2 separate regions of the Homo sapiens genome follow, and region 1 is linked to region 2. A link is a contact called in ENCODE Hi-C or POLR2A ChIA-PET data. All regions are on one chromosome and are shown on one strand. The core of a region is the stretch at or near the end of the contact, and the rest is flanking DNA. Distances in the headings are between cores, read along the strand shown. Region 1 holds the start of CBFB (core-binding factor subunit beta). Region 2 holds the start of CMTM3 (CKLF like MARVEL transmembrane domain containing 3).

The links. Hi-C counts contacts between places; a loop is a spot of excess contacts on that map. ChIA-PET counts read pairs that join two places held with the same protein, here RNA polymerase II (POLR2A). Pooled maps may share reads with other maps.
Region 1: a loop to region 2 is called in a map with no recorded cell type, with 8 times the contacts of the local background. The contact joins the promoter of CBFB here to the promoter of CMTM3 in region 2. A Hi-C loop is called at or near these places in 1 of 37 single-sample maps with no recorded cell type and 1 of 50 pooled maps. POLR2A ChIA-PET finds 5 or more read pairs at or near these places in 2 of 52 experiments (GM12878 and activated CD8-positive, alpha-beta memory T cell).

Annotation. Positions count from the first base shown.
Region 1 is chr16:67,027,146-67,031,543 of GRCh38, forward strand. CBFB (core-binding factor subunit beta) reads left to right here and starts at 2,004. Exons shown (of 6, transcript NM_022845.3): 1 at 2,004-2,340; 2 at 2,582-2,668. The coding sequence starts at 2,263. RefSeq lists an enhancer at 1,267-1,406 and silencers at 1,967-2,156, 2,247-2,486, 2,737-2,786.
Region 2 is chr16:66,602,490-66,607,454 of GRCh38, forward strand. CMTM3 (CKLF like MARVEL transmembrane domain containing 3) reads left to right here and starts at 2,215. Exons shown (of 5, transcript NM_181553.4): 1 at 2,215-2,463. The coding sequence starts at 2,317. It also overlaps a transcript of CMTM4 not described here. RefSeq lists silencers at 2,100-2,939, 3,000-3,219.

The DNA.
Region 1 (4,398 bases), core at 754-3,253, 420 kb after region 2:
ACGACGAGTGTGGGTTACCCTGTGGCCTGGAGTTGCCCAAGGCTGTCTGTGGGGCTGCTGTTCTGGGTCTGCTTGGCAGGCTTTGCTGTCCCTTTCCCTTAGGACATCGTTCCTCCCCTCCTTGAGGCTGACAATGAGAGCGCCCTGCCCTGCTCTGCACTCCCACCCCTCCAGGTCTAGCTCCCTTGACCCTGACCTTTTCCTTGCCTAAGCTCATGGCCATCAAGGCCATTCTAGAGATCTTTCAATTTTTATTTATTCCACATTTCCCATGGCAGAAACAATTATTGCTAGAGTCTTTGGCCAAGATCAACTTGGAGGTCTGTGAGCCCTCCTTGGACCCATTGTGGAGCAAGAGTGCTTCCTCATGGATTTTTTTTCCCCCCGAGACGGAGTTATGCTCTTGTTCCCCAGGCTGGGGTGCAATGGCACGATCTTGGCTCACCGCAACCTCTGCCTCCCAGGTTCAACCAATTCTCCTGCCTCAGCTTCCGAGTAGCTGTTTGAGACGGAGTCTTGCTCTGTGGCCCAGGCTGCAGTGCAGTGGCACCGTCTTGGCTCACTACAACCTCCGCCTCCCAGGTTCAAGCGATTCTCCTGCCTCAGCCTCCCGAGTAGCTGAGACTACAGGCGTGTGCCACCACACCCCGCTAATTTTTGTACTTTAGTAGAGATGGGGTTTTGCCATGTTGACCAGACCGGCCTCGAGCTCCTGATCTCAGGTGATCAGCCTGCCTCGGCCTCCCAAAGTGCTGGGATTAGGCCAGGCGCAGTGGCTCATGCCTGTAATCCCAGTACTTTGGGAGGCCGAGGCGGGCAGATCACCTGAGGTCAGGAGTTCGAGACCAGCCTGACCAACATGGCGAAACCCCGTCTCTACTAAAAATACAAAAAAATTAGCTGGGCGTGGTGGTGGGTGCCTGTAATTCCAAATACTCGGGAGACAGAGGCAGAAGAATCACTTGAACCCAGGAGGCGGAGGTTGCAGTGAGCCGAGATCGCGCCATTGCACTCCAGCCTGGGCGACAGAGCGAGGCTCTGTTTAAAAAAAAAAAAAAAAAAAAAAAAAAAAGAGGGCTGGGATTACGGGTATGAGCTACAGTGCCCGGCCACAGGACTAACTTTGAATCAAACTCTGCCATAAATCCCATGTCAGACTTTCTCCAGTTTGGGCTAAACAACTTCCCTAGAATTTATGGATCTTATTTTTTGCAGCTGATTGCACATTGAGTAAGTATATGGACTGGCAATCGGTTACATTCTTAACTCAGCTTGTTCTTCTTTAGAAACTTAAATTTATTGGGCTCCCACTGTGTGCTAGACCCACATAAAGGTTCTCACGCTAACACTGCAAACCTAGGAGTGTCTGCATTTTGGAAATAAGGAAACTGAGGTTTAGTGGTCCAATTCTTATCTAAGGCCCCAGCCAGCAGGTAGTGTAGCTGAGTGGGATCCCATCTAAGACCCATCTGACTCCAAAAGCCACGACCTTTCCACCATGACTCGGTTGGATTCTTTGGTCCGTTTCCACCTCAGTCTTCAACGTGCAGAGCCTACACCCCTGCCGGTCGGTTTAGGGACGAAAAGTCCCCAAGGACTTAGGTTTCCTCGCGTTCAAGTGACAATCTGGGGTTACTCCGCGCACCTGGGGAACCCAGAAGTTCCAGATGACCGAGGAAGGGCGGTAGAAAAGGCCTGCGCTGGCTACTCCCGTCTGCTAAAGGCCAGGCGGATCCCCCAACGACAGCTCCACGCCGAGTGGCCGCGGGCGAGCAGGGGGAAAAGGGCCCTGATGCGGAAGGAGCCCCGGGGCGCCACAGCCAGGCCGCTCCGCCAGCGGGCGGGTGGCGCATGCGCGGCGTGGGCCGCGGAGTTGTGAATGGTGCGTCTTGTTTGCCGGAGTTGGAGGCGGGCGGGCGCGCGAGGAGGAGGGGTGGGGCCGGCGGGGGCGGGGTGGGCGGTGAGAGGAAGTGGCGGCGGCGGCGGCGGCGGCGGCCGGGGGCGGTGAGCGCTGGGGCTGCGCGGGCGGCAGGCAACGGCTGAGGCGGCGGCGGCGGCGGCGGCGGCGTGGGTTGGGCTCGAGCGGGCGGCGGCGCCTCAGACTCCCCGGAACGGGAGCCCACGCGGGCGGGCGCCTGAAACAAAGGGAAGCGGGCGTCCGGGCGCCGCGGGTGGGCGGTCAGTCGGTCAGCGCGGAGCCAGCCAGCGGGTGCCCGCGCAAGCCCCGAGCGCGGCCGGCCGGCGCGGCCTCAGGGCGGGAAGATGCCGCGCGTCGTGCCCGACCAGAGAAGCAAGTTCGAGAACGAGGAGTTTTTTAGGAAGCTGAGCCGCGAGTGTGAGGTGAGGCAGGCGGGCGGGCGGCTAGGAGGCCGCAGCGCGCCCCGAGTGGGCCCGGGCGGAGAAAAGTTTGGGCGGCACGGTCCCCGGGAGTCCCGGTCGGTGCGCCCGCGGAGGGGCAATCTCGCCGGGGCGGCCATCGCCCGCAGCCTCTGCTTGCCCTTATCGGCGCTGCGCTGGGAGGGCGGGCGCGCGGGCGGCGCCGCGGATTTGGCTCCTGATTTCGGGCCGTCTTGCCTTGCAGATTAAGTACACGGGCTTCAGGGACCGGCCCCACGAGGAACGCCAGGCACGCTTCCAGAACGCCTGCCGCGACGGCCGCTCGGAAATCGTAAGTCGGCTGGCCCGGGGCGCGCGCGGGTCACTTGTTGCGCGGGGCCGCGGCGGCCCAGGCCGGTTCCGGACGGCGGCGCGGCTGCTGCGGCTCCCGGAACTGAGTGGGCGCCGTCTCACTTCCTACTCGGGATTCAAAATGCGAAACCAGATGCCGCGGGCCGGTACTCGCGGGGAGACGCTTTTCCTGGGGCTCGCCGCGGTGGCGCGTGTCGGCCAACGGAGCACCGCGAGTGGAGCTCGAACCCGAGCCAGACTAAACAAGCGAAGGGCATTGTTTAGGCGGCGACACCGAAGAAGGGTTCAGGGTATTTGTAGCAAGCAAACCCCCATTCGGAAAAAGAAGTGGAGCTTCATTCAAGGTCGGCGATAGTTTGTTTCTTAGAAGGTAGATCTGTCGGTAATTCTCTGTGTCAAGCGGTCTCACTACCAGATCGCCGAGTAGAAATCTTTCCTCCAGTTATTTATTCTAATAGAGAGGGGAGGGGGGGGAAAAGGCCCTAAAAATGTCATTTTCTTAGAATGTTAAGCTTCAGGAGAATCAGAAAGAAACCATTATCCCCATGTCCTGAGTAGGGCTGCTGTTCCTAAAAACTGCACAGATGGGCAAAACCCACGGTTGATCTCGAGGTCCTTGTTTTAGGAGGCAGATTTAGTGCGTCTTCACCAGACCTTGGGTTGAAAAAAAAAATCCAAGGGTCCTAGTTCCTCTCATCTTTTTGGTTTGCCTTGTTGGAGGTGCTGATGAGGAGGGAGTGGTAGGAAGAAACCAAGAAAAGAGGTTGATTATTACTATTTTTTTGAGGTAGAGTCTTGCTCTGTTGCCCAGGCTGGAGTACAGTGGCTCGATCTCGGGTCACTGCAACCTTCGCCTCCTGGGTTCAAGCGATTTTCCTGCCTCAGCCTCCTGAGTAGCTAGGATTACAGGTGCCTGCCACCACGCCCGGCTAATTTTTGCATTTTTAGTAGAGACGGGGTTTCACCTTGTTGGCCAAGCTGGCCTCCTGACCTCAAGTGATCCGCCCTCCTCGACCTCCCAGAGTGCTGGGATTACAGGCGTGAGCCACTGCGTCTGGCCTGATTATTTTTTAAAAAGTTGAAGCACTGTCTAATGGAATGCTGTTACTCTCTGCTCGGTGACTTGGACTCACTGCATTGTTAGAGGCTTGAAGCTAGGTGCGATTTGAATTTGGGTTAACAGTAGGAAGACATTGGAAATTTACTTCTCCCACCCCCTTTATAAAACCAGTTTATTTTTATTCAGATATAATTCATATGTCATAAAATTCTCCCTTTACATCACTGAACTCAAATTTATTTTTAAAGAATATTTTGATATTTTAAGTGAAAGCTTTTTAGAGTTGTAATAGTGAGAAGATACTGGTTAAATTTATCAGGAGCTCCTGAATATTTGGTCATTAGTGCATGTTATGAAAGAGAGTCTCAAGCTTTTAGCCCACTTGCAAATTTCTTGAGTAATTGTAGTATTTATATGATTGAAGTGCATAAGACATACTTTTAGGTTTTGGCACTGAGTGGTATAATAAAAGAATTCATTAGCTGGTGCGATGATCGTGTCATCCTTTGCCTGGGTTACCTTTTGCAAAGGGAAGGTGGTATACCTGACGATAGAATTTCCTGGAGGTAAAGGATGCAAGTATAAAAGATAAGTTACAAAGTACTTGTACTCTCACTGTTTGCTTTTTTGTTTTGAGACGGAGTCTCGCT
Region 2 (4,965 bases), core at 965-3,464:
ACAAAAGCCACAAGCTATCCCAAGGAGCCAATTTGCTTCTTCTTCTTCTTCTTCTTTTTTCTTTCATACAGAGTCTCACTCTGCCGCCCAGGCTGGAGTGCAGCTGGAGTGCAGTGGTGCGATCTCAGCTCACTGCAACCTCTGCCTTCTGGGTTCAAGTGATTCTCATGCCTCACCCTCCCAAGTAGCTGGGGTTACAGGCCTGTGCCACCACGCCCAGCTAATTTTTGTATTTTTAGTGGAGATGGGTTTTCGCCATGTTGGCCAAGCTGGTCTCGAACTCCTGACCTCAGGTGATCTGCCTGCCTCAGCCTCCCAAAATGCTGGAATTATAGGCATGGGCCACTGCACCCAGACCCAAGGAGCCAATTTTCCTTAGTACTTCCCGTTCACTCAGTAGTGAGCACATGGGCTCAAGCCACTCCACAAGTCAGTCAATATTGCAAACCATATATAATAGTATACTTAATCCACATGTAAATGTTATAAACATTCCACAACAAACAAAGTAGCATTTAACATCAAGAGAAAAAGAGATAGGAGAAAGGGTTAAGGAACCAGTTCCAGGGTAAGGAAGAAGACAAAAGGAATCCTGGTCTGGGCTTGAGGGTCTTGCAGAGTCTTTGAGGGGCAGAGCCTTGGGAGGCAGATGCAGAGTTCTTATGAACGGCAGTGGGATGGTTGTCAGTTAAGGCTGCTGGGCTGCTGTTTTGTAGTCACAGAGTGCTCTGGTGAGAAATGGTAGAGGAACAGTGTGCTTCTTTGTGTCCTTATGTGGTTGGACGCAGTCTTTATTTATTTTTTTTTTTATTTTTTGAGACAGAGTCTTGCTCTGTCGCCCAGGCTGGGGTGCAGTGGTGTGATTTTGGCTCACTGCAACCTATGCCTCCCGGGTTCAAGCGATTCTTGTGCCTCAGCCTCCTGAGTAGCTGAGATTATAGGCACGGTGCCACCACGCCCAGCTAATTTTTGTATTTTTAGTAGACACGGGGTTTCACTATATTGGCCAGGCTGGTCTCGAACTCCTGACCTCGTGATCCACCCACCTCAGCCTCCCAACGTGCTGGGATTACAGGCATGAGCCACAGCGCCTGACCTTCTATTTTTTATTAAACAAAACATCTTGCCCTTGTTGGCAAAGCACCCTATGAAATATAAAATGAAGTCTTTTTCTAAGATGGAGTTAGTTATGTCAAGGGTGCGCAGTACTGTGCCATAAGCTCTCCCCCGGCTGCCCAGAGAGAAAACCTAAGGGCCTCTTAAAGACACCATCACAGCAGTTCAGCGGGGAGCAGGCAGGAATGGTTTCGGATCTAGTGGTGGTGAGAAGTAGACAGAGATCAGAGAAAGTTATAGGAGGTGAAAGTGGGAGGACCTTGGTTACAGACTGCCGGTGAAGAGGGACAAGGACAACCCGCAGGTCTCCGCTAGTCAGGTGGAAGGAAAGGAGGGGGCAGTGCCCTTCGCAGAGGCACAGGAAGCTGGGTCTTGATCACGCTGAACTCCAGACGCTCTCTAGATGTGCACGCATGTGCGTGTGGAGTGTGTGTGTGTGTGTGTGTGAGAGAGAGAGATGTGTTGGGGTGGGGGGACTGCAGGTCAGGAAGTCCTGCAGATGTGCGTGCCTGTGTGTGTTTGCGCGCGCGCGCGCGTGTGTGTGTGTCTGTGTGTGTGCCTGGAGCTGCGCTTGCAGGTCTGAGAGTCCTCTGAGAATGGGTTGGGGGAGGCGGGTGCAGGACCGAGGCCTGGAACAGCCAACAAAGAGGCCCTGGAGGAGGGTGGGGCTGGCCGGGGACAGGAGGGGTGGCCAAGAAAGTCGCAAGAAAACTCCGGCCCCCAAGAAAAAGAGAGGGCATGGGTTGCGGAGCCGACATCACGGCCGGGGTCTTTGCTGTTTAGACGCCTGGGTTCCCGGATCCCAGACACGCGCACGGGCAGGAAGTTAGACCGGAGACAGCGAGTATAGACAGCCCTTCTGGATAGGGGCAGACGGGTGGGAGCTCCGAAGGGGTGCCGGGGCGGTGATCGGGAGGTCTCCAGCGGCCCGAACCAGGGTGAAGAAGAAGGTGGAGTCTGCGGAGGCCCCAGGCCGGGGAGGGGGCGGGTCGGGCCCAGCATCCCCCGCAGCCGGGGTCCGAGGGGGAGGGGCGGGCTGGAGGAGCGGGTGGGGGCGGGGCGGGGCGTGGCGGCGGGGGATGCGCCCCTGCGCGAGCCAGTGTCGCCTGCCCTCCTTCCGCACAGCCCGGGTTTCCGCTTCCCTCCGGGCGCGAGAAGAGGGGAGCCAGGCCGAGCCCCGGCCCTACCGCCGCCGCCGCCATGTGGCCCCCAGACCCCGACCCCGACCCGGACCCCGAGCCTGCCGGCGGCTCCCGTCCCGGCCCCGCGGTCCCCGGGCTCCGCGCCCTGCTGCCGGCGCGGGCTTTCCTCTGCTCTCTCAAAGGCCGCCTCCTGCTGGCCGAGTCGGTGAGTGCGGCGGGACCCTCGGCCGCCCCGCTAGGACTGCGCGGCTCCTTTCGGAGGAGGACGTCGGGGCGCGGGTGGGGTCCGGGGGCGGCCGCCGTGCTCCGATACCCCCTCTCCGCGCCGCCTCGGCCGACTTCTCTCGGGCGCCTGGCGAAGTTGGGTCGAGGTCCCCAAACTTTGGACGGCGGGGCGGGGCCCGAGCCCAGGCCATCCGCGGCGCTGTCCCCGCGAGTCCAGAGCTGGGGGCCGTGGGAAGTGGGTGGGGCCCGGGGATGTGGGTCCTGCTGTGTGAGCCAGGCGCCCCCGCCCTCTCTGGGCCCCGGGGACTCGGGCAACTCGGACCTCCGGGACTCCCGGGCCGCAGCGGGGTCCGCTTTCCTGCGAGCGGGTAGTGCGGGCCGGGGCCTCGACCTGCGGGGCCGAGCCGGCGGGGGGCCGTGCGGAGCGGGAGGGATCCCCCACCCCCGGGACTGGGTGAGGCGGCCCCGCGGTGACTTCATCGCCCTCCTCCCCTCCGCGGCCGGGCTCCTTCCTACTCCGCCCTCGCCCCCACCCCGGCCGGTGGGGCTTCTTTGTCCTCTGGACACCGGAGGCGCCCGCACTGTCCGCTGTGGGGTAGGGGTGGCGCTGGGCCGTTGGGGATGGGGAGGGAGAGGCCGGGCCGGAGACCGGGGGAGGCGGGAGGAGAGAGCGGCGCACGGCGGCGGCCACTTGTTGCTTAGATCCCAGGAACTTGGCGCTTCCTGCCCTTGTCCCCACTTTACAGATGAGAGCGCTCAGGCGCCTGATTTGACAGGTGGCTCAACTGAGGGGCCCAGTGAGAGCGGCCAGGAGGGTGGGGGCAGGAGGAAGGGGGATTCTGCTCCGGGACCTCTCCCTGGTCACTCAGGGCAGAGGGCAGAAGGTGGTCCTGCAGCCTCTCCCACGGTCAGCCCAGAGGCCACCTGCCCAACGCCCAAGTGAGACACCAATGCCACACTCCGAGCCCACACTCCCAGCCCCACCCTGGAGACCACTGGGAGCCACTTGAGGGGAGAAGCCTCGAATCCACCGTCCCCAGAGTGGCTTGAACCCCCCCATCCCCACCCAAGACCACCTCATAAGAGGGAGGCATATGTCCAGCAGGAGCATAGAGGCCACCCTGGGCCCAGCAGATGTCAGGAATCCAGGTCAGGGAGGATAAGGAAGGGTGAACGGTCAGCACTCAGGGTTCACAGGAGCCGCTGAGGGCACTCCTGCCTCCCTAGTCCCCTCACTCCCACCCCCAGGCCAAGCAAGTGCAGAGGCTGAGATGGACAGAAACAGAGAGAGGAAGTGGCCCCAGAAATCGCGGGATGAAAAAACAGGAATTGAGAGGGGAATCCCCAGAATTAGGCTTTGGGGTGCAGGCATAGGAGACAGGAAGGGGAGGGCCAGAGCTGGGTCAGTCCCATGGAAGGCCTTCCTGGGAGGCCCCAGCAGCCTCCCAGCCCGTCTCTATGCCTTAGTCTATCTTTCCAAAGGGGGCTCAGCTGCACCCAAGGCCATGTGCAGAGCAAATGGGGGTGCTCTGGGGACCCCCTGGGATCCCTGCAGTTCATTTGTCTGAAGCAGCCACAGTGCTTCCTGTGGGGCATCTGGGTGTCCCCATGGGGACTCCTGCACCCACTAGAAACTACTCAGCCATAGACATGTTCAAACGCAGCCACAGTGACAGAAACCAGGGACAGATGGCCTCCCCAACACCCACAGGGCCAAGTTGCTTAAGAACTCTACCTGGGCCGGGCGTGGTGGCTCATGCCTGTAATCCCAACACTTTAGGAGGCCGAGGTGGGTGGATCACCTGAGGTCAGGAATTCGAGACCAGCCTGGCCAGCATGGTGAAACCCTGTCTCTACTAAAAATAAAAAAATTAGCTGGGTTTGGTGGCGGGCGCCTGTAATCCCAGCTACTCGGGAAGGCTGAGGCAGGAGAATCACTTGAACCCCGGAGGTGGAGGTTGCAGTGAACTGAGATCGTGCCACTGCACTCCAGCCTGGGAGACGGAGCAAGACTCCATCTCTGGGGCGGAGGTAAGATAACTCTATCTGGGGGGTCAGCCAGCCCTGGGTTCAAATTCTAGTAGCCTCTGATTAGCCATGTGACAGAGTCTTCTCATCTGTCAAGTGGGGCTGTGCTCATGGGTGGATGTGAGGGTCAGAGGAGATGCCCGTGAGCCTCAGGGTACCAGGCACTGTGGAGCCCCAGGCTGGCCAACAGGTCACCTTGGCCTGCTCTGCAGCGTACCTGGGCTGCAGGACTGCCCAGGGCTCAACATCCTCCTGCATCAGCTCTTCCCACCTACAGAGTTGTGGGCAAGACCACAGTGAACATTTTGATTCTTGTAGTTCAAGTACAGCTGGCCCCACCTTTCACAGCTGGCCCTGTATGAATAAGGCAGCAGGGCCTGAGGTGTCAGTGCCAACGCACCCTCTGTTAGATGTTCCTTTCTTATCATTATGAAAATTTGCAAATACATTAAAA